2 separate regions of the Homo sapiens genome follow, and region 1 is linked to region 2. Evidence: read pairs that join two places in POLR2A ChIA-PET (ENCODE). Cell type or tissue: GM12878. All regions are shown on one strand. Each heading gives the region's core, and the rest is flanking DNA. Links, peaks and the distances in the headings are about the cores only. Region 1 overlaps SV2C (synaptic vesicle glycoprotein 2C). Region 2 overlaps IQGAP2 (IQ motif containing GTPase activating protein 2).

Region 1 (4,400 bases), core at 275-4,274, 220 kb before region 2:
AGGGAGAGAATAAATTTGAAAGTACTCAATAGTTAGTAAACTGCTTTTAAATCAACCTACTTACCTAGAAGGATCAGTCCCTTTCTGCCCCTAATAAGAGTGGTATTGACATAACAACTCCTTCCCGAGGAGAACAAGCATTTTCCTCTCAGTGACTGGCTAAGTGTACATTCATAGTCTCTTAATAAAGTACCAGGACACGTTAATGAATATTTATCTGTGTCTGCTGGGAGTCCTTATCAATGCTGATAAGGCCTGGATCATGGACTCTTCTAAGATGTTATTATCATTATGACTGTTACCATTTTTACCACGTAGAATTCCCCCTTATAATACCCAAAAATATACCTGAACAGGTTTCATCATTCTTCATGTTTCCAAAAATAAGCAGAGTTCTCATAATTCCTTTTGGTTCAAGGACTATCTGTTGGCTGTGAGAAGAAAAATTATCCTGGAAATGAGCGTCACCTATGAGTTTCTTCAACCCCAAGTCAGTTATTCCTCACATAAATGAAACAGAATTCTCATGCTCTCTCTTCAGGATAATTACAGGTCCCTACACTAGAATGAAGAAGACTTGGATTTTCAGCTAGGGAAAAATAAAGTTATTAAAAGATCGGGTAGGAGGACATCCTTAAGTTAGAGCCATTAACCCCAAATAGAGAATATTCAAATAAAGATATACATGAAGAGACGATAGGATTAAAACCTAAAGAATAGCCCCAGGTAATCCCCAAACTATCTTCAGTTGCATACCCCACAAAACTTTTTACCAACATTACAAAAAGCTAAGGGAAGTTAGGAGTGTCATCTCTTTTCCTGGTGAAAAATAATATTGGTAAGCAATAAGATAGCCAAAGGTCAGCCTGGATGAGAAAAAGGGGAAAAAGCAGAGAGCTAAGAAAATCAAGAACTCTGTGTTCTTTATAATTAAGACAGTCCATAGTGGGGCATTCCATCTCTAAAACTATTTGACTTAGCTTTGAACTTTGATGGACACAGTCATTGATTGATATGAATTTTTCTGTGTGTTGGGCAGATTCATAGGGGTCAAGTTCAAATCTGTAACTTTCAAAGACTCTGTTTTTAAGTCCTGCACCTTTGAGGATGTAACTTCAGTGAACACCTACTTCAAGAACTGCACATTTATTGACACTGTTTTTGACAACACAGGTAGGTGTGCTACTTAGTACTGCCTCTACCTGAGGCCTCTCCAAAGGGCCCACTGTGATAACCATGTGATAATGTGGGCAGAGGCTTATGCGGGAAGTGGATATTAAAGAATAAATGGAACAAGTTCTCTAAATCAGGTTGGATCAAAGGTTGGCTTGTATTGTTTGTCTTTGTCAGATTTAGTGCAAATGGAGCTTGCCAAAGTTCAAAAGTTGGCAACAACAACAACAAAAAAATCCTTTGATGAATAAATTTTTAAAGCAAAGACCTAACCTGTAGTTTATTTGTTTTGATAATCCTGGGTTCAAAATCTGGTGTTTGTTTAAATGCCTCAACTCTATAGCCAACAGAGATAGACAACATGTGGCTATGCTCAGATACATATATATTTTGGCCAAATCCATATAATGGGGTATTTTAAACTCCCCAGGGGGAAAAAAAAGGAAGGCAAACAAGCATTGATTGAACACCTATATACTGTTTTCTACTCTAGGTCATTAGACATTCATTATCTCATTTAGTTTTCACAGTAGCTGAGGCTTAGGAAAGTTAAGTAATTTGTCCACAATTATAGAACTAGTAATAACAGATGTTTGAACCCAGATTTATTTGATTTCAAAGCCTGTGCCTTCCACTTTCCCACTCCCAAACATTGGTCTGTGTGTCCTATAAAATGAATCCAGCATAACAGCGTGGCATTGGCAGGAGCATCAGCATTTGCCCTGTTGCCAGACCTGCCTTCTTAGTGCTCAGACAAGGGCTCTGCCTAGCTCCAAAGAAGAATGAGGTCAGGTGTCTTTCTGTTTTTTGTTTTTTGAGCAATGCTATCTACCTGTCTTCTAACCCATTAAACCTCAGAAGACGAACATTTTGTCAGATCTTGATCAGCAAGGAAGATAGTTTCAATTCTCACAGCCTTTTAGCAGAAACCACCACCATCTGCAACTCTTCTTGGATGGTTTCAAATTCAAGAAAAGATTAGCAATGAATGCTGGTGACCTTCAGATGAGGCTGACTCTTGTTCCTCAGTAGATTCATGCACATAGACTTTAAATTATAAATTCAGCCTCAGGAAAGACTTGTTCCTTCTCTGTGCCCTCTAGTCTCATAAAATGGCAATGATAAGGCTGACTCTTGCACTTTTTTTTCCTTAGAGACAGGGTCTTGCTCTGTCATCCAGGCTGGAGTACAGTGGCGCAATCACAGCTCACTGCGGCCTCAAATAAAAAATTATTATTATTATTATTATTATTATTATTATTATTTTTGTAGAGATGGTGTCTCACTATGTTGTCCAAGCTAGTCTTGAACTCCTGGCTCAAGCAATCCTCCTGCCTCATCCTCCCAAAGCACTGGGATTACAGGCATGAGGCACCACACCCAGCCCATGCACATTTTGAAACAAATTGTTTTTATAATTGTAGTATGGACACTATTAGTACTATAATGATAGTCTTTATGTAACATGATAATTAGGACATAGTAATATTGTAAAGGAGTAAGCAAGTAATATAATTAGCAATGGCCGACCATAGGAAATCAGAAGATAACTGGACCCCTTAATTTAATGTATTCCTTTATTCAGCAAAGGTATCTCATCATTCACCTACTTTATGATGTGAAGACCCAGACTAGATCCTATGCTTTGGCCAGAAGACCCAAAAAGTCAAGCTAGCATAGGCCTGAAAGCCCTCAAGGAATTTACAATACTGGTTTCCTCTCCGAATCCTCCATAGGCTTTCTTATACTGGTGCATGCCTGGTAAGAGCTTGATGAATTGTCTTTGTTGTTGTTTCTACAGATTTTGAGCCATATAAATTCATTGACAGTGAATTTAAAAACTGCTCGTTTTTTCACAACAAGACGGGATGTCAGATTACCTTTGATGATGACTATAGTGCCTACTGGATTTATTTTGTCAACTTTCTGGGGACATTGGCAGTATTGCCAGGGAACATTGTGTCTGCTCTGCTGATGGACAGAATTGGGCGCTTAACAATGCTAGGTATGTACTCAGTTTCATGTCAAATAAAAGAGCTGCCCCTGCAATCCAGAGGGACCCTGTTTCCCCCTGTACTCCCATCTATTAGGGATTTGCATCCAATAAGGAGAAATCCTTTAGACCTTACGTTGGGACTAAATTATAGTGAAAATTATGTCTAATTACATTTCATTTGAGTGGTTTCCATGAGTTAACAGACTGAAAAACTATGTGTAAAATGTATATTTTCCCACTCAAGTAGCTGAGTAAAAGATGATATGCATTTCATACTTTCTGTGTTCAGAGGCAGTTAGAGCCTTTCATTCAGGTGAATGCACCAGTTCTTGAGCTTTATGGAGCCCATCCTGCAGCTTCCACTTAGAATTCAGTTTTCTTGAGCAATCCCAAGGACCCAAGGGTTCTTGCTTTACTAAGATGACAGGAAACATTCCAGCCTTTTGTCTGCATTGTTGGCAGGTGGCTCTATGGTGCTTTCGGGGATCAGCTGTTTCTTCCTTTGGTTCGGCACCAGTGAATCCATGATGATAGGCATGCTGTGTCTGTACAATGGATTGACCATCTCAGCCTGGAACTCTCTTGACGTGGTCACTGTGGAACTGTACCCCACAGACCGGAGGTATGTTGAAATGGGCCTCTAGTAAGAGGCACTCTAAGCCCTGTGAGACCACTGAAAAATTATTTTAAAACAACCCAAACTGGCTGGGCACGGTAGCTTATGCCTGTAATCCCAGTACTTTGGAAGGCCAAGGTGGGTGGATCACCTGTGGTCAGGAGTTCGAGACCAGCCTGGCCAATATGGTGAAACCTCGTCTCTACTTAAAATACAAAAATTAGCCGGGTGTGGTGCCAGGTGCCTGTAATCCCAGTTACTCAGGAGGCTGAGGCAGGAGAATCACTTGAACCCAGGAGGCAGAGGTTGTGGTGAGCCAAGATCACACCACTGCACTCCAGCCTGGGCAACAGAGTGAGACACCATCTCAAAAAAAAAAAAAAAAAAAAAAGCCAAACTGTCACTTCCCCAGGAAAGTAAAAATCCAAAAATATCTGGCTTCACAAAGTTGTAGGTTCCACTCATATCTTTTAAAAAGAAAATATAGGGGAACATATGTGCTAGAAGGAATTAATAGGGCAATGAAGCCAGTGAAGGAATTTAAGTGTGTCCTTAACTTAGTTTGTAGGCTAACAATATGAGGAAGCTGTAATGAAGCAGTGAGGATTAGAGTTT
Region 2 (4,400 bases), core at 159-4,158:
CCTCAGTTGGACTGTAGGTTACCTGATGGTTAAGACTAAGACTGTTTTCCCTCCACCTTGGTTTTTGAATCACCTGGAGTGCTTTTAATACAGTGGGTCCTTGAAAAATGCATTCAGCTGAATTCAGTGTGTCTGTGTTCTCAGTCTATCCAGAGCTCTGCTATTAGGTGAAATGGAAGAGAAACTCATTGCCTATATGACTGTTATTGTGACGTACAGTGCAATAGCTGATATGTTTCTGACATTAGAATGCTCTCATTTATTGGTATTTGATCACTGGCATATTATATTTGGGATTTGTAGCCCTACTTTGACTGCTCTACTATGTATTGAATGAAGAGTTTAGATTGGTATTAATATGTTTTAACCAGTACATTTTAAACCAGTCAAACATCTAACCACATGCAAAAGAAGGGCACGTACTTATCATGCTTCTTCACATGCTTACCATGCTTGTTACATGACAAAGGGTTGCCTTTACCTATTTTTCCTTTTAGAAGATTGAAAATATTTAAATGATGCTGTTGTTTTGATCACTGTTTTACATTCTTTGAAGATTGAGGAATCTGGTGACTATTTTATCAAGCGATTTTTCTCCTGGAGTTTTCTTTTTTAACCTTTTGTGGCTTAATTCCAGTAAAAGATTTTCAAGTAAGTGAAAATGAGTTGCATATATCCATTAAGTCTTTTTCTTTATCTTAAGTAAAAGGGGAGATGAAGTAGAAATATTTAGCAACTCAGTTATTGCCTCTAGCATTTAAGAGTTCAGCTTGAAGAAAAGTAGTTGACTTGAAAGAATATGACTTAAGGACAGAGGTGAGAAGGAGATAAAGAAGTGCATCTATAGGAACAAATTTGTTTCTTATTTGCTTTAAAAATTGTTTAAGTAAAGCACATTTCACCAAGTTGAATTTCAGCTTGAGAGATGTCCAGATGTGAAACGGCAAAACTCCAAATACTGCATATACTGTGCTTTTAGAAAAATAAAGTAGTTTTTTTGTTTTGTTTTCTTTTTATTCTTTAAAAATGAAGGTCAAGAAAAATATCAGCAGGAAAGTCAGAAGTGGATTTAGATATATAAATGTCCTCATTGAGGAACAAGGGGGTGATCTTTTTTTTTTTTTTTTTTTTTTTGAGATAGAGTCTTACTCTGTTACCCAGGCTGGAGTGCAATGGCGAGATCATGGCTCACTGCAGCCTTGACCTCCCAGGCTCAAGCAATTGTTCCACTTCAGCCTCTTGAGTAGCTGGGACTATGCGTGTGCCACCATGCCTGGATAATGTTTGTGTTTTTTACAGAGACGGGGTTTTGCCATGTTGTCCAGGCTGTCTAGAACTCCAGGGCTTAAGCAATCCTCCCGCCTCAGCCTCCCAGAGTTCTGAGATTACAGGCATGAGCTACTACACCCAGCCAGGGATGATCTTTTTAAAAGGAAGTATAGTTTAATAATAATATGCAGAAAATAGGCTTAAGATTTTAGTTGACTATAAACTTAATATAAATCTATAATGTAATGTGGTTGCCCGAACCATTCTTAAAATATTAGGTTGTTTCAGTATGTTTTACTGTTTTGAGGAAAGATAAGCATCCTATTAAGATTTCAGGTGGACATACTTTTTAAGCTTTTGTATTTGTTTCACTTATAAAAATCATCAAGCTATAACAAAACTTAAGTCAACTTGTGATGTTTGCCTTCCAACAGTAGCTGATGGCATATTTTTTTCAAGTTCATACTGGATTATAGTTGAATTAAAAGTTATTTCTTAATTCTCCAGGATAATAGAAACATTAATTGTTCAGAGAAACTCCAAATATAAGGAACTTTAGAGAAAAGATGTGTTTGAGTATGTGCGTGTGTTGGGGGAGGGGGTTGCCGGAATACATGATGGAAACTTGTCTAAAGAATTCTAGTGCTTTAACTAGAGCAGAAAATAGAGCAGAAAATAGCCACAGATGTTAACTGACGGTTGAACATGTGTGAATTGGATCTTTGAAAATTTACACATGGATTTTCTTTGCAAGTTATGTGCTTCACAGAGAAGAAAGGTATATGTTCCCTTTTGCATGTCTGCTTGCTTTCCAAAGACTAGCTGCTATCTTAACTTAAAAAATTTTATTTTTCATGCCAGAAAACATTGTATTTTAAAAATTGATAAAGACACTCCATTTGTAAGTACTTGTTTTAAAGTAATATATCTAGAAGGCAAGATAGTGGCCCCCTTTCCTGTCAATGTGGAGTTCCAAAGCAGCTGAAGGTAGAAATTAACAGTCGGTAAGAGAGCTATCAAAAGAAAACCAGGAGCCAGAGACCAACTACTGGTAGTCAGTAGTAATTCTGATTGTCTACTCAATCTGCCAAGGAAAACTAAATACATTTTTTCCCCTGAGTCAGGTTAACACTTAAAGTATAAAAGGAAGTACATTCAGGATCTCATATGCCATAGTTCAAAATATTTTTTTACTTTATATATCATCAGATACATACGTGCACACACATGTAAATATGCATCATCCATGGGATGTGATCTCAGGGAGATAAGTACCAACTCATATATTCCTTTTAAACCCACTCACCATTGCCCCAATTTTTGTTCCTTCTAACTGCATTCAACTCTTCAATTCATAATCATACAGATTCATGCAAATAACAGTAACGTGTTTACCTGGTTTTACATTCTAATGTTCTATTTCTAGAACTGCTTAAAATGTTAAGTAGCACGCATTCCTGTAGTCTTAGTTACTCATGAGTCTGAGTTGGGAGGATCGCTTGAGGTTGAGGCTGCAGTGAGCTGTGAATGTGCCACTGCACACTAGCCTGGGTGACAAAGTGAGACCCTGTTTCAAAAAAAAAAAAAAAAAAAGTAAGTATATAAGAAAGACACTGTAAAGCAGAAGTTTTTCATTTCTTGTAAGTTCACCAGAGGAGTTGGGAATTGGGAAGAGAGTTGGGTAGCAACAACTAGAAGTTAGATCCATCGCATACGAGTATGCGATTGTTGAATTACATCCTTACCTGGAAAATGAGCTGTTGTAAGGGTTAAATGAAAACCTATCTAAAGCACCTATTTTAGAGTAGGAACTCACTAAGATGGTAGGGCTGCTGCTTTTATAAGGGGACTGTATTAGTCCATTTTCACGCTGCCGATAAAGACATACCTGAGACTGGGCAATTTACGAAATAAAGACGTTTATTTTATTTTATTTATTTTTTGAGACAAGAGTCTTGCTCTATCACCCAGGCTGGAGTGCAGTGGCATGATCTCAGCTCACTGCAACCTCCGCCTCCTGGGTTCAAGAGATTCTTCTGTCTCAGCCTCCCAAGTAGTTGGGACCACCAGGCACGCACCACCATGCCCAGGTAATTTTTCTGTATTTTTTTAGTAGAGACGGGGTTTCACCATGTTGGCCGGGCTGGTCTCAAACTCCTGACCTTAGGTGATCTGCTCACCTCGGCCTCCCAAAGTGCTGGAATTACAGGTGTGAGCCACCACACCCGGCCCAAGAAAGATATTTAATTGGACTTACAGTTCCATGTGGCTGGGGAAGCCTCAAGATCATTGCAGACGGCAAGGAGGAGCAAGTCACATTTTACATGGATGGCAGCAGGCAAAAATAGAGAGCTTGTGCAGGAGAACTCCTCTTTTTAAAACCATCAGATCTCGTGAGACTTATTCATTATCATGAGAACAGCACAGGAAAGACTTGCCCCCATGATTCAATTACCTCCAACCAGCCCCTCCCACAACACGTGGGAATTCAAGATAAGATTTGGGTGGGGACACAGCCAAACCATATCAGGGACATAAGTGGAAGAAGGGATATAAATAGAGTTTAGGATTTCAACTTTGATGTATGTAAGTAATGGCGGTTCTTCTGGGTGCTGCTTGGCAGTAATTGAACGGAGGTTATTTGCCCAAAGTTTCTTTGAATTTATCAGCTATTTACCAAACACTATTGATGGAGTTGACAGGACCACAAAAAAGACTCACAGCATTTTCATCTGATTCCTAGTTTTCAGGAGAAAAATTAAAGTTCTTTGGGAGAACTTTAAAATGTTACATTTAAATATAGTTAATAAAAAATGGCTTTTGGGTCCAGTGTTAACGTTAGTAAATTAATGTGATTGAGTTTCAAGTTTTTGGCTTGTGCATGCTTAAAACTTTGTGAGTCAAGAAATTCCTATTATAAATTTATTATCTTAAAAATAAGATCTGCTCCCATACCAGAGAAGATGAGACAATGAGTCTACCATCCTAACAAACCCAACACAGATATGTTTCAAATCTTTTTCCATCTCTTTTTATTATTTTTTTAAGTTTACATACATGAATTCATTTTTTGGTGTAAAATTGCACAAGTTTTAACTTATATATTCCTGTAATCACCACCACCACACTAA

The links. Peaks named below come from ENCODE experiments on the same cell type or tissue, not always from the same donor. Only the 100,000 strongest peaks of a DNase experiment are listed, where the experiment ranks them.
Region 1: POLR2A ChIA-PET joins it to region 2 with 7 read pairs; 2 of 35 experiments call an interaction of 5 or more read pairs at or near these places.

What each region holds. Positions count from the first base shown.
Region 1 is chr5:76,297,755-76,302,154 of GRCh38, forward strand. SV2C (synaptic vesicle glycoprotein 2C) reads left to right here. Exons shown (of 13, transcript NM_014979.4): 10 at 1,040-1,173; 11 at 2,975-3,178; 12 at 3,632-3,791. It overlaps SV2C-AS2 (SV2C antisense RNA 2), which reads right to left. Exons shown (of 4, transcript XR_001742750.2): 2 at 349-431. Among named protein-coding and RNA genes, the nearest start is that of SV2C-AS2, 12 kb to the right of the region's middle. In GM12878, for the core only: no CTCF peak of the experiment used is centred there; a DNase peak (open chromatin) is centred at 2,027.
Region 2 is chr5:76,514,762-76,519,161 of GRCh38, forward strand. The region is part of intron 2 of IQGAP2 (IQ motif containing GTPase activating protein 2); the gene reads left to right. Among named protein-coding and RNA genes, the nearest start is that of F2RL2, 110 kb to the right of the region's middle. In GM12878, for the core only: no CTCF peak of the experiment used is centred there; no DNase peak of the experiment used is centred there.